Regions from separate parts of the Homo sapiens genome. Here region 1 is linked to region 2. Evidence: read pairs that join two places in POLR2A ChIA-PET (ENCODE). Cell type or tissue: GM12878. All regions are shown on one strand. Links, peaks and the distances in the headings refer to the core of each region. The heading gives the core; the rest is flanking DNA.

Region 1 (7,173 bases), core at 1,610-5,609, 310 kb before region 2:
ATGCTATTTCTGTTTGTTATCCTACTCACTAAATAAAGCTCAACTTGTCTGAAGTCAGTCTAATCCCATCTACCCCCAAGCATTTGCCAATATTTACATCCTTTCTGCTGCAAATATTATCATTACTTATCTAATTACTTGGGCTCATACCTCTGAGACATGTTTTTCTCTTCTTTCTCATCTACCCCTCACCCCACCTCCCTGCCATAACTTAATTTATTTAATGTTAGACTACAGAGCTCTTCATATACTGCTTTGCTTTCTCTAATCTCTTCAGTCCATTGTGAATAATAGCATGATGTGCATATCACTATCCTGGTATACTTTGCTTTTATATTATAAATTATTTCTTGGCTATAATTTTTTTATTTTGAGATGGAGTTTTGCTCTTGTTGCCCAGGCTGGAGTGCAGTGGTGCAATCTCAACTCACTGCAACCTCTTCCTCCTGGGTTCAAGCAATTCTCCTGCCTCAGCCCCCTGAGTAGCTGAGATTACAGGAACCCACGACCATGCCTGGCTAATTTTTTTTTTTTTTTTTTGTATTTTTAGTAGAGATGGGGTTTCATCATGTTGGCCAGGCTGGTCTTGAACTCCCGACCTCAGGTGATCCCCTGCCTCATCCTCCCAAAGTGCTGGGATTACAGATGTGAGCCACGGCACCCAGCCTAGAATTTTATATTTTATATAAATCTGTCTGGTTTGAAGACAGTACTATAAGCAAATCAATTCTATTTAATCAAGGGTTGGTAGAGATGGGCTTAGTAGCTGTGTAACCTTAGGCAAGTTATTTTACATGTCTGTGTCTCCATTTCTTCATGTATAAAATGGGGACAATAATAGTACCTAATTCACAGGGTGTTATGAGGATTGAAAGAGTTAGTATTTGTAAGACAGTTGGAACAGCGCCGGAAACTTGGTAAGCTCTGAAATACCTGGAATCTGTGTAGAAGTCAATGAGGAAATGAGTTTATCAAGAAAGAAAGAACATGGTTGAAAATGAGACCTTGAGTCCCACAATAAGGAGTGGCTTTGGTGGTGTTTGGCTGGGTTTGTTAGCTGAGGATAGTGAATGAATGTTATATCTAGGTGAATCTAATAATGGAATTGATGATTCTCTTGACCAGAAACCTGAGCTTAAATCTATTGATAGAATGTTTGAACTGTTTGACTTACTATTGTTTTAGATTCAAAACATTGGTTTTCGTAGGCATTTCAGTTCAATGCAATGTCAATTAATTAGGTCTGAAGTAGAACAGTTACCATGAGAGGTTTATATTACCATAGCTTGCATTTGAGAAAGTCAAAATTTTCAAAATATGGTTAGTTCCAAAGTATATTTTTGATAAACCAGCTTGAATACTGCATTGTGGATAACAAGGTTAAATAAAGGTTCTAATAAGACAAACAGTGACAATTTAAATAAATCAGATGTTTTTGTCGAAGATTACTCTGTGATTTTCTCCAATTATTCATGACATTTCACCCATTCATATTGTGATCTGCTTTAATAGTGGAAGAAAAAAAAGCCCTTGTCTCCTTGTTTATTCTTTGTTCTCAAGGAGATAAGCTGTTTATAAAGACACGTTATTTGTTATTTAAATCACTTTTACTGAAGTTGTTTATTTCCTTGTTTCAGTTTCTAAAAATATTGCAACAATTGTAATGCTTCTTAGAGATGTCTATTCAATTCAGAGTGATTTGTACTGAAATTCTTTGCTAAATGGGCACAGGTGCTGATGTGTATAACATGCTAGTGAGTCAAAACTAATAAGTGCTAAAAAAAACGATAATGGGGATATACTTGTGTCAACTTTAAAAATCTGTGATTAAAAACATTTTAGACCTAAAGTCTTAGATATTTGTAAAGGTCTATCGCTATACATGCTATTTAATAAGTATTTAATAATAGTAATAATAATAATAATGAAAACAATAAATTAGGTATAATACCAAAACCATAAGCAGAAAAACTGCATAATTTAAATACAGAAATCTATTTCCTAGAAAATACCCTTTAATCACTTTGCAGACTTTGAAGATCATAATTATTATATAGAAGTAATTACATTAAAAGATAATTTACCTGGTAGTAAAGTATCAAATTAAAGCTGAAAAACTACACTTGTAAACAGAATTATATGTTTTAAAATATTGTTAAACAGCAAACATGTGAAATTATGTCTCCTGCTTCTCTCTTTGCTATGCATAAAATTACCTCCAGAAAAAATTTTGGTGATTTGGTACTATAAAGCTACATGGTACTAAAGTATACAGCTACATTACATGTTTTGCATATCAACCTAAACTATGACTTATCCTAGGTAATCAACAAGATTGATGTGTGAAATAAAGCCAAGCAGATTTGATATTTTAAGGGACAGCTGATTATTTTTAAGAACTAAAGGTTGAAAATCCAGCTGGGTTGATTTGGCTTAAAAAAATGAAGTCTGGTAACATAATTTATAGTATCTATTCCGGCCGAGTAAGCCCTGGATACTGCAAACTCGTATCTGTGGATGCACAATTCTCCCTTTGAAATTGATGAGAATTGCTTGGGCTAAGTGAGAGGCATGCTGGGAAAATTGGGCCCTTACAATTGGTGTGTATAGACATTAGAGGTTTCATGACACTTTCCTCATCTGGTCCCTCAGTTTTCTCCAGTTCTGGTTTTGGCAGGAGACACTCAGCTTTGGAAGGAATACTCCTTGAATTAGATATGTCCAGACTAAAAATTATTCAGGTTTTATCACCTAGAGAGTCTTACTTGAGAATTTCTTCATTATCAGTAAAGTTGGGTAAATAAAGTTTAACTTGATTTAAATCTTATCCAAGTAATCTCAAGATGTCCATTTGAAAAACAAAACAAAAACCAGCTGATTTCGTTGAAGTCTAGGCCAAATCACGGCTAAGTTTGAGTGTAGTCACCTGGAGCAAGTACTATACTTATAAACAAATGAATTCATATACTTTTATCATGGCATCTTTGAGTTTTGAAGATTGGCTACATTTTAGGCCAACTTCAGTTTCTCTAAATAAGTGGTCTATAGAACTGAAAAACACTCAATTTGTTTGCCTGGTTGCATCTCATTAAATCCAACTAACCAATCAACAAAACTAGATTGGTCATGACTATCAATGAACAGCAATCAAAGTATTATGTGGCATGGTCTACTTTTTGTCTATCTGTTGATCTTGTTTAAGGGTTATTTCCATTACCATTCAGTTAACTTCAAGAAGGTATAGTAGCTGTATTATATTGGACAAGTCACTTACTGTATCTCTCAGAATCATGGAGTTTTTTTGTTTGTTTGTTCGTTTGTTTTAATTGAGACAGGGTCTTACCCTGTTGCTCAACCTGGAATGGAGTGGCTTGAAAACAGCTCACTACAGCCTTGACCTCCCGGGCTCAAGAAATCCTCCCACCTCAGCCTCCTGAGTAGCTGGGACTACAGGTGGACGTCATCATACTTGGCTACTTTTTAAAAGCATTTTTTGTGGAGATGGGGTCTTGCTATGTTGCCTAGGCTGATCTCAAATTCCTGGCCTCAGCAATCCTCCAGCTCAGCCTCCCAAAGTGGTAGGGTTACAGGCATGAGCCACAATGTGCCCAGCCCCCTTGAGGATCTTAAAATAAATGTATTCATTAAGGCTGAATATCAATAGTAGTATGCAGTATATAATGTACATGTAATGATGGATACTAAATACATATTGCAGTATTAAACCTGGAACATTCTTTTTTTAATTTTTTTGAGACAGAGTCTCGCTCTGTCACCCAGGCTGGAGTGCAATGGCACGATCTCGGCTCAAGCAATTCTCCTGCCTCAGCCTCATGAGTAGCTGGGATTACAGGCACATGCCACCACGCCCAGCTAAGTTTTGTATTTTTAGTAGAGATGGAGTTTCACTATGTTGGTCAGACTGGTCTTGAACTCTTGACCTCAAATGATCCACCTGCCTCGGCCTCCCGAAGTGCTGGGATTGCAGGCATGAGCCACTGCACCTGGCCTAAAGCTGGAACATTCTTAAAGTTGCCTTGAAAATATTAAAAGTCAATTGATAGCTTGGGTAATTATTTTTATTAAAATTTTCTTTCCTTTCTTTTTTTTTTTTTTGAGGTGGAGTCTCGCTCTGTCACCCAGGCTGGAGTGCAATGGTGTGATCTTGGCTCACTGCAACCTCCGCTTCCTGGGTTGAAGCAATTCTCATGCCTCAGCCTCCCTAGTGGCAGGGATTAGAGGCACCGGCCATCATGCCCGGCTAATTTATTTTGTATTTTTGTAGAGACGGGGTTTCACCATGTTGGCCAGGCTGGTCTTGAGCTCCTGACCTCAGGTGATCCATCCATCTCGGCTTCCAAAGTGCTAGGATTACAGGCGTGAGCCATTGTGCCTAGCCAAATTTTTTTTTTCTAATTTAAAAAATATCTTGAACCTGGCCTCAATTGATCCTCCCACCTCAGCCTCCCAAAGCACTGGAATTATAGGCGTGAGCTACTGCACTGATTTTTCAAATATTAGTAAAAACCAACAGAACATTCATAGGAAATAAAGGGGGGGGGTGTCCAGTGGGTGGATGGGATTAGTTTACCAGTTTTTCTAGAATAATATATACAAAGGTGCATGTAAACAAATAAGATGCTTGGTAAATCACCCATGATATGTTGCTTTCTGAGTATAAATTATTTGAGTGATCTGAGAGGATGGTAAGGTAGGCAGAGCCAGATATTGATTTTCTAAAAGGTCCATAATAAAGAAATTGTACTTCATTCTGCAGACAGTAGGGAGGCACTGCAAATTTAGAAACTGTGAAGGATCGTAGTCAGATAGGTGACATCTTTGGAAAGATGCATCTGACAGCAGTATGGTGTGGAGGGGAAACAGCCAGAGCTAGAGTTGGGAGATGACTGCATCAGCCTCTGAAAGACAAGAGGGAGACCCAGTGGTAACGGATGGATTTAATCATATTTGGTGAAGGACTGGATAGGAGGGATGAGGAAGAGAAACTAGGTGATGATTCCCAGATTCCAAGTTTGTGTGTCCAATTGGGGAACGTTAGTATTAGTTGGGGTTTGTTGCTATTTTTAAAGGGAGGATGGTGGCCGGGTGCAGTGGCTCATGCTGGTAATCCCAGCACTTTGGGAGGCTGAGGCGGGTGGATCACTTGAGGTCAGGAGTTTGAGACCAGCCTGGCCAACATGGTGAAACCCCGTCTCTACTAAAAATACAAAAATTAGCCGGGAGTGGTGGTGCACGCCTGTAGTCCCAGCTACTTGGGAGGCTGAGGCACGAGAATCGCTTGAACCCAGGAGGTGGAGGTTGCAGTGAGCCGAGATTGCACCACTGCACTCCAGCCTGGGTGACAGAGCAAGACTCTCTACAATATATATATGGAAAGCTTTTTTTTCCCTCTCAAAATTTGGATAAGGAAGAAATACATAGGTAAATACACATATATTATCATGTGATTCAATTTTTTAAAAAAGGATATTCAAAACTGAAAAAAAAACAGTTATTTTAATTTGTTGTTGAAAATAAGTAGTAAGAAACTAAATAAAGGCTGGGCATGGTGGCTCACACCTGTAATCCCAGCACATTGGGAGGCCGAGGCAGGAGGATCACTTGAGGTCAGGAGTTCAAGACCAGCCTAGCCAACATGGTGAAACCCTGTCTTTTCTAAAAATACAAAAATTAGCCAGGCATGTTGGCATGCACCTGTAATCCCAGCTACCCGAGAGGCTGAGGCAGGAGAATCTCTTGAACCCAGGAGGTGGAGAATGCAGTGAGCCGAGATTGCACCACTGCACTCTAGCCTGGGCAACAGAACAAGACTCCATCTCAAAAAAAAAAAAAAAAAAAAAAAAGAAAAAAGAAAGAAAGAAAGAAAAAAAAAGAAAAAAAAAAGAAAAAAGAAACTGGCTGGGCACGGCAGCTCACGCCTATAATCCCAGCACTTTGGGAGGCCGAGGCAGGCAGATCACGAACGAGGTTAGGAGTTTGAGACCAGCCTGGCCAACATAGTGAAACCCCGTTGCTACTAAAAATACAAAAATTAGCCACGCATGGTGGCACGCACCTGTAGTCCCAGCTACTCAGGAGGCTGAGGCAAGAGAATTGCTTGAACCTGGGAGGCGGAGGTTGCAGTGAGCTGAGACTGTGCCATTGCACTCCAGCCTGGGTGACAGAGTGAGACTCCCATCTCAAAAAAAATAATAATAATAAAAAAGAAACTAAATAAAGGTTTGAGCACTGGACTTGGCTTCAAATATTCTGTCTTTGGCCAGTCTCTAGTTATGAGTTAAACAACGTTTCAGTAAAGGGGAAAAAAGGTGATTTTTGTTGTAAGGTTAGCAAAAGAATAAGAAATGGACTGCTTGTAGCAAAATCTATACTTTGTACACATTTATAAATCTGTATTACTGAAGTGTGTACATCTTGGTTAGAAGTTACATTTCTCATAGTTAATAAGGTACTTAGGTATATTTGTTTATTTAGTTTGTTTAAATTAAGTAACCTAGTGCCTATAGTGCCAGCTACTTGGGAGGCTGAGGCAGGAGGATTGCTTGAGCCCAGGAGTTTGAGGCTGCACTGAGCTATGATTGCATCACTGCACTTTAGCCTAGGTTGACAGAGTGAGATCTTGTCTCTAAAAAAAAGGAAAAGAAAATAAATTAAGTAACCTAAGTTATATCTTTGGTTAAGGATATTTAAAATACAAATGTTTTGAATTTAGAAGCTAGATATTTGACTCTACTTGAATGTAGAAACTAGAAGTTATTATGTAATGGTTTCCATGTGAATTTATTTATTTATTTATTTAGTGTAGAGATGGGGTCTTGTTATGTTGCCCAGGCTGGTCTTGAACTCCTGGCCTCAAGCAAGCCTCCCACCTCTGTCTCTCAAAGTGCTGAGATTACCAGCGTGAGCCACTGTACCCCTGAAATAATTTCTTATGTATCTTCAAATGGACCACATTGTTTTTCATAGCTCTAAAGTGTTTCTTTGTTAAATTAGAAGAAATTATACTTATGAAGAACCACGTGTAATGGCAAATAAATAAATAAGCAAATGGAAAAAAGGGCTCTTGGGTTGTGTTTCAATTACTTCTGTAATATTGAATTTAATGGTGTTTTAAAAAATTAATCTTTAAAATGGATCCACAGTATGGATGTT
Region 2 (8,131 bases), core at 1,786-5,785:
TCATAGTTCTTCAGCAGCTTGAAATAACATCTTGAGCTGGCTGTAAACAAAACATCTCAAGTTATCGTTTTTCTTTCCATTTGATTGAGCCAGTTATTGTATAGGGAGGTGACACAAAACAAAACTTCGTGTTTCTGAAGCCGAGATTTTGGGATTGTACTTTATGCAAAGTTACTTATAAGTTCTGATTACTTTGAGAGAAAAATATTACAGTATCCTTAGGAAGTTTTATGTATTTGTTTTAAAGCTAAGCACCACCCTCTTTTTAGTTAAAAAAAAAAAAAAGTTTGGAAAATAGTGACATGTCAGTACAAAGGGAATACTGCTCTACAATAAGAAGGAACACGCCACAGATACATAGCATGGATGAATGTCAAAAACATTGTGAGAGAAAAATGCCTGAACAGGAGAGTAACTATTGTTTGATTCCATTTCTGTGGAATTCTAGAAAAGGCAAAACTAACTTATGGCAACAGGAAGCAGATCAGCGATTGCCAGGGGTGATGGGGATTGGAGGAGGTTGACTGCAAAAGGGCAGAAGGGAACTTTTCAGGGAAATATGAAATGTTTTATATCTTAATTGTGGTGGTGCTTACACTGGTGTAAATATATTTGCCCAAATTCGTGTAAGCATATGCTTAAAATGGGTGCAGTTTTTTGTATGTAAGTTACACCTCATAAAGTTGATTTGAACCGAAAAAAGGGGTTAGAAAAGGCTGTGGTTGGAATTTTTTGTGTAACTTAAGGCCAAATAGTCCATTTACGCCAGTTTTTACAGTATTGTAAGCTATGCCCTTTGTGTTCACATTTCTTCAGTTACTCCTTTATTCGTCATCACTTAGGAGACTTTGCATCTCATCTGCCTTCCTCCTAGCTCCATGATTTGAGCAATAGAAGTTCTTGGCTTTCAGGAACCTCACAGTTCTTGTTAGTCATAAGCAAGAATGCATTTTAAATTCACTTCAAATTATTTTTTAAGTAGGGGTTCTGGTGGTTTTCTGGAATGGAGGTGTGGTGGAAGCTTGAGTGTGTGTGGGAAGAGGCTGGGTGTTCCTCAGATCATTGTACCATGCTTCCTCACACCTGTCCAAGCTTCTGTGCGAATACTGAAATAAAGTGTCATGAATTTTGCTTCTGGCATTTGTCGGCCACAGCTGTGGCTTCGGGTTGCACATTTGTTGTGGTTTCAGAGTCTCTGAGAAGCCATTGGTTGGGAGGGCGCTAAGAATGGTTGGTGCACGTGGTAATTGAGTGCTTAAGGGGAGGAGGATGATTCTTAGTGCACTCATTGCTCTCCAGTCTTTATCTCAATCCTGTTATAATTTAGAGAGACGTTTTCCTGGTGTGTCCACAGAGAGATGGATGCGTGCTTAGGAATGCATAATTTAGTGAGCAGTTTGAACATCTAGATGTTGGGAATATTGTTGAGTATTTATTTTTAAAGTTCAAGTTCTCCATGTCTAGTCAGTGTTAGCCTGTAAGAAAGAACTAGTTGTTCTTAATGGATCATGTTAGCTGGACTTGGTACAAGTGTTTTTTCTTAGAAGGGAGGATTACACGTTTATAGTAACAAGATGTTCTTTTATTTCCTAGTTTATCAAAAGATTGTGAAATAGGGTGTGCAGATATTTTAGGTAGTACTATTTTTTAAATAGATGAGCTTGAAAGAGTGAGAAAAGGTTGTGTCAGGTTAATTGGGCTTAAGGAAAGCTAAATAATTGGTGGGAGAAGGAAAAGTAAATATTAATTTTTTCCTTTGCTGTGTATTTCTTTTTTCTTTTTTTTTTTGAGATGGAGTCTCGCTCTGGCTGGAGTGCAGTGGCACGATCTTAGCTCACTGTAACCTCTGCCACCTGGGTTCAAGTGATTCTCCTGCTTCAGCCTCATGAGTAGCTGGGATTACAGGTGCCTGCCACCATACCCAGCTCATTTTTATATTTGTAGTAGAGATGGGGTTTCACCATGTTGGCCAGGTTGGTCTCTAACTCCTGGCCTCAAGTGATCCTCCTGCCTCAGCCTCCCAAAATGCTGGGATTACAGGTGTGAGCCACTGAACCCGGCCGCCTTGCTGTGTATTTTTCTTTTCTTTTCTTCTTCTTTTTTTTTTTTTTTTTTTTTTGAGATGTAGTCTCGCCCTGTCACCCAGTCTGGAGTGCAGTGGCTCAATCTTGGCTCACTGCAACCTCTGTCTCCTGGGTTCAAGTGATTCTCCTGCCTCAGCCTCCCGAGTAGCTGGGATTACAGGCATGTGCCACCACAACCAGCTAATTTTTGTACCTTTTTAGTAGAGATGGAGTTTCACCATCTTGGCAGGGTTGGTCTTGAACGCCTGACCTCAGGTGATCTACCCGCCTCGGCCTCCCAAAGTCCTGGAATTACAGGTGTGAGCCACCGTGACCGGCCTTTGCTGTGTATTTCTTTTGGACATCTTTTGGCTTTGTGTTTGTGTAAACTTTGAGGTTTCTTAAAACTACCAAAGCAGTGAGGAGAAGATGGCAGAAAGCTGTGTGCTGATATTCTTTTTCCTGTTTCTTGTTTTTCCCTCCCCCAAAAGTTGTGGAATTAATTTTAAGTAGAAGGAAAAGGGCAGCTTGAGATGTTTAAATTTGACTTAAGTTTTAACTGAAGTTTGTTTGCAAAAAGATGAAAACGGGTTAATAACTTTAGAGAAAAAAAGGAGAGTCCCTGTTCTTCTCCTTCCTCTTTTAGGGAGAGTTGTAGAATAAAAGGTTGATTTCATACTCCTAAGGTTTGGAAGCCAAATAAAGAAAACAAAACTGTGAAGTTAACATAGTAGTTTTGGTTTCTTATTTGTAGAATAAAGGTATGATCCAGCCCCATGGACCAAGGCAGCAGGAGGAGAGTTCCCAGGGTTTTTCTAAGGTCAGAGGCATGCAGCATTTTCTTCCCTCCTTCCCTGCCTCAGCCACCTCTCCCTCCCACCTTTACCTCCCGCTAATGCTTCTTTTGGGCTTGCTTGGGCCATGTTGTTTTGTTTTGCTGCTTTTTGAACTCTAAAAATATAGGTGGCAAATCTCAGGTCTGCCTTGCAGGGAGTGGCCCTGGTCTTTCCGGACCCCTTGTGCCCCATGGCCCTGTGGGTCTGGTGTGTCTCAGTGACCCAGTAGGTGTAGGGCAGAATGGCTAGGCACTGGCATGCCCATTCATCCCCAAATCGGGCCTTGTTGAATGTGGCACAGCTCCAGCTCTTTCCAAACATGACTCCTGCCAGTCCCTATGCTGTGAGATAAGAATGGGCTACACCTAAGCAAAGTTTTGTAGGCAGCTCTCCCTTCCTTTATGTGCTTATGCAACCTTTTCAGCACGTTGGTACCTACGTGTCAGGGACAATGTGTGATTTTGGTGGAGATGCTTATAATCCAAAGTATTTTCATGGTGGTTCCCCAAACAACACTAGGCTCAGATTTCAGTTTATCCTCCTAATATTAATGTTGTATTCAAGGATAGATTTTTCCCTCCCAGGTGTGACTTCTACTCTTTCTGCTCCCCCTCCCACAAGCAGCTGGATTTTGCAAAAACTCATCAAGCTACAGGTTGTCGAGGCCTAAAACATTCTTATTTCTGTTGAGCTTATGAGAGGTATGAGCATAATTGTGTTTTTAGGTAGTGATGTGGAATGCAAATTGAATTTTCGGAAATACTGGGAAGTACTTCTGAAGGAGGAGGTAGAGAGAAAAAACTTTTCATTGTAACTGTGACCTCTCCCTTCTTCAGCTTAAGCTAAATTTAGTGATACATAGAAAAAGTTTGGGGCTTATGATATTGAATTCATTTCCCAAGCATACTCATTGTTTTGTAAGAAATGCAACAAAGTTTTCATTTTTTAATAACTCGGCAAAGGTACTGGGTACAGGGGACCCCTTTGCCCTTTCATTGAGACCATTTACATAAGTTTTTGTAGTTTCTGTAACTTTTATTATTTTATGTTCTCTCTCATAGAAGTGTATGTTTCTGGAAGGAAGGCGATTTGTTAATACAAATCCTAAAGATAGATTGTTTACCCTTGAAAAGAAAGGATCAAAGAAAGCAAAAACCATATAAAATCTGCCTTCCTACATTTCCCATTCCTAAGACTTTAGGATAAAATCTCCTCTCCTGTTTTAAGTCACTTCTGTCTAAGGGAGTTTTTTTGCACACAACATGAAATTAGTGACCTCTGTGTTTGCACGTGGTTATGAGGGGCCTGATGGTGTTCAAATGCCAAGCTGCCAATTTACCTTGTTAGTGATGAGTTTGATAATTCTGCCAGAAATGGACTTTTTACATTAATGGGCCAAGTATAGAATATTTTGAGATTCAGTAAGAAATATTTTAATGGTGGCAGGCCCTGGTCCCCTTCATTCTGTCAGACTGCCCAGATACTGCTTCCTTCTTGTCCGTTTTGTTTAAACTTTCCATTCATATTTTTTTCTTCCTGAAATGTTTCTTTATTTTGAGGAATGCCCCCAAAGCTTATAACCTGTCAGTGTGCATTATTTTACCATGAAGGTCAAATGCTTTATTTTCTACCTTTCTCTTCCCCATCCTATTATCCCTTAGCATTGAAAACATTTTTATAGTACTATTTTTGTTATTGTTTCCCAGTGGTTTTTGAGGAATAATGGACCTGTTTGAGGAAATGTGTGTTGCCTGATCTCTAGAAAAATGTGGTTACCTAAGACATTTTGCATGTGATTTGGATATGATTTCAGGGGCTTATGGACCCACTAAGTCCCATCCATGGACTCCTGGTTAATGGCCTAAATGAAAAAAAAAAAAAAAAAAAAAAAAGTTCAAAGTAAAAGTAGTAATGTGGACTCAGAGGTATAGAGGGGAAAATGTCCAGATTACTTGAAAAGTTATGGGTTGTTGAATGAACATCTCCTCTAGTATGTTTTGTAAGTAGGGAAGGAAAACATTTGTTTGCCAAGGGAATGAGAAAGTTTAAGCAGGAAATGGAAATCGGAGATGGGTCACTAAGAAGCAACATTTAGAGGAAAGTGGAAGGTAAATAAATGTGTACCTGTCCATAGGCAAAGTTACAGGCAATTTGGGAGAATCCAGAACACTAGCCTAATTACACACTGTGTTTAAAAAGTGATCTGTGGTTTAAAAAAAGGATCTGGAAAATACTTAATATACACTGTCACCCTTTAGGGACTTCAGGATGCGTACCAGCAGACTGAAGCCCATAAGTCCTGCAGTAAAGAAACCTGTTTTATATTGTTTAATCCATCATATCCCAAACAGTTGCAGCTCAAAGGGATGCTTTTTTTTTCTTTTTTCTTTTTTTTAACAGAAAACAGTTATCAGCAGAACATACTTTGGGAAATAAACTGTTGGACTAAATAAACTAGAGTCTTATCTAACTCTTTAGAGTCTGAAGTGTGGATGGTATCTTGAACCACAATAAGCAGAGAAAATCCCAAAGGACTGGAGAGAAAATTTACTCTGGAGATGGCAGCAGCTAAGTGAGAACAGAACTTGGCCATACAGTTGTGTCTTAACTTGTCCCAAAAGGGAAGTGCCAGAATGTGGGTGATGCCATTGGGCTATGTTAGAGACACATCAGCTCAGAGGTTGTATAAGTTGTTTCCATGGCTAGATGAGAAAGAGAGCCAGACCTAAGAGTGTCCCCTTGAGCCATTAGAAACAGTGTCACCCCAGAGATTTACTCTTTTCAACTTCTCTGTCCCCATTAAATCCAGAAGCACACCAGGCTGAGAATGGGTAATAGGCTTAAGCACAAAGAAATTGCTTATGATTCTGAATGTGGAAGGCATCTTTCTTTTCAGCTATGAGGATGCTCATTTAAGAGAAATTGCTTTCTTATTAAACAGAATGATTGTGCTTTTTTTTTAATTGGATCAGAACATCCCCATGCTGCCTTGTGGTATTTGTACCTAACAAATGGATAATGACTATGTGAAATTATGGATTCTGTTGGCTAAATTTAAGCTGTCAATACAGGGCAAAAGGGTACTTTGATTCCATTACACATTGCGTTACCAGTCTCCAGAGTCCATGGGGTTAGGTACTCCATGTTTTAATATGTTTCAATAACTTTTTTATACTGACGTCTGCAGGCTTTGGTAACTCATACTGTAGACCTGTATGTGGCTGTGTCCAGCTGCAGCATGTGAGGTAGCCAGAGAGCTATTTCAGGAACAAACAGAGCTATTTCATGTTTCCTCTAATTTGTAATAAGCACTTAGGTCTGCCTGACTCTTGAGATGTATCACAGAGTTCATCACACGCCACCTATTGTAGTACTAAAAGGTACTAAAATTAGAATTCATGCTTTTGGTGTTTTAAAATTAGCGATTCTTTTCCCTCTGTTGAAGCTATATATATTTGTTAAATAGTGTCTTTTAAACCCATAAATTCTAAGCTAGAATTGATGAACATTCAGATTAAAGCAAGCAAGAAAAAACTTAATAAAAACAAAATTCCTCTCACGGAGTTTGAGGTTCCAGTGATTTAGTGGGTCATGTGTTTTCCATTAAGGATATAGTTCCCATGCAGTTAATAATGTACAACACTGTGGGTTCTCTCTGCTTTAATCTTTGCCTTCTTCCTCCCTACTGTCCCCTCTTCCATCTCCCTCAATTGGGGAGGGGAAAATCCCTGTGCATCTTTCTGTTCTTTGTAGAATTTGTTCCTTGGTAGTTTCTTCATCAACTTGAGTCACCTCAGCCCTAGAGGAGGAATGGATTAGCTGAATTCTGCTGACTTGTTGCTACCCAGCTCTGCTGATAGGGACATTTGTAGGGTGGGGATGACAGGGGATTACCAAGCAGTTGCTGAGTGATAAACTGAACTGAGGCAACCACAAGCAGGATACATAAAAAAGAACCACTGGCACGCACTGACCCATTGCTCTGAACCAGCTGTCTGTGCTGGGCCCTGGTGGGAAATGGAGGGAAAAAAAATCTAGAGCTTTCTCTTGAACAAAGTTACGCACAACATGAGTCAGAAACAAAATTTTAAAAGGTCTGGGGCTGTACAGATTTTGTTGTGGGGAGGGGAGTGTTACACATTTTATGATGATTGACTTACTGGAAATTCACCATCATGGAAACAAAAATTTAGGGAAGAATTCTGAATGTGTTCTGGGAAGCCTCTCATTCATGACATTGGTTTGGCAGACAAATGGCTTCCAGGAATGCCTACCCAGGGCATTGCTTTGTATGGCAAGATGTGGATGGTTGATAACTCCTTGACCTGGTGGTCATTGGAGACTGCCCACCCAGGGCAGGGGTGTCTGTATACCCCTCACCTCCTTCATGCTGACTTAGCATGATGGCCGGCAAGGAGTTTCTCTAATTCTTGTCTGGGCATATTCTTTCTCTTTCCCTTTTCTTTTTTTATGCAACTAATAAAAAGATTGCTAACACTTATTACATAGGAAACTTGAGATGTATACAGAGTTCTAGAAAATGGGATGAGAGCTGTTTTTATTCCTAGACCAGAGTAACTTTGTGAGAGCAAGCTGTTTTTTATTCCCTGTCCTCCACCTTCCTTTCACTCTGTTATTATTCCTGTTAATAAGTAAATGACCCTTCTGAATTGAAACAGGGTTGGGTCTGCTCTTTAAAAACATAACCTTTTTATTGGGATTTTCTTTAAGATAGGCTAATTTATTAAAATTAAAAAATCTTGCTAGGTATTAACTTTGTTGCTTATCTAAGACCAAGAAATATATTTTTATACATCTCAGCTCTCACCTATGTCTAGAATGTTGTATATGTGTGTAGTTTGTGGATTTATATTTTGAATACATTATTTCTTATTTGAACGGTGCTCAACATTGTATTTAGGAAGCAGCATAGTTGAAGATGATGGGATTTTCATAATGCTTCTTATAATGACCCCTCACTTAGTATGTGCCTTGCCCTGGGGCTCAGTGAGAGGGTTGTGTTTCCACAAACATGCTTCTTCGTGGTCTTTTCCATTATGGTAAGCCATAGAGGCTTTCCCGGGCTCAGTGTGCCAACTTCTGACTGCAAATGATCTCATTTTCTAAAATCTTTCTCCCATTCTCCTTTAAGAAAAAATCTTAGTTATTAAAAATCTGCCTCACAAACTTAGAAATGCTTCAGAGTAAGTATCTGAGAAGCAAGCCCACCCC

The links. Peaks named below come from ENCODE experiments on the same cell type or tissue, not always from the same donor. Only the 100,000 strongest peaks of a DNase experiment are listed, where the experiment ranks them.
Region 1: POLR2A ChIA-PET joins it to region 2 with 5 read pairs; 2 of 35 experiments call an interaction of 5 or more read pairs at or near these places.

Annotation. Positions count from the first base shown.
Region 1 is chr6:108,278,986-108,286,158 of GRCh38, forward strand. No RefSeq gene overlaps it. Among named protein-coding and RNA genes, the nearest start is that of AFG1L, 12 kb to the right of the region's middle. RefSeq lists silencers at 3,309-3,483, 5,949-6,018. In GM12878, for the core only: no CTCF peak of the experiment used is centred there; no DNase peak of the experiment used is centred there.
Region 2 is chr6:108,591,616-108,599,746 of GRCh38, forward strand. The region is part of intron 1 of FOXO3 (forkhead box O3); the gene reads left to right. Among named protein-coding and RNA genes, the nearest start is that of FOXO3, 35 kb to the left of the region's middle. In GM12878, for the core only: no CTCF peak of the experiment used is centred there; no DNase peak of the experiment used is centred there; H3K4me3 peaks cover 1,011 bases; H3K27ac peaks cover 3,163 bases.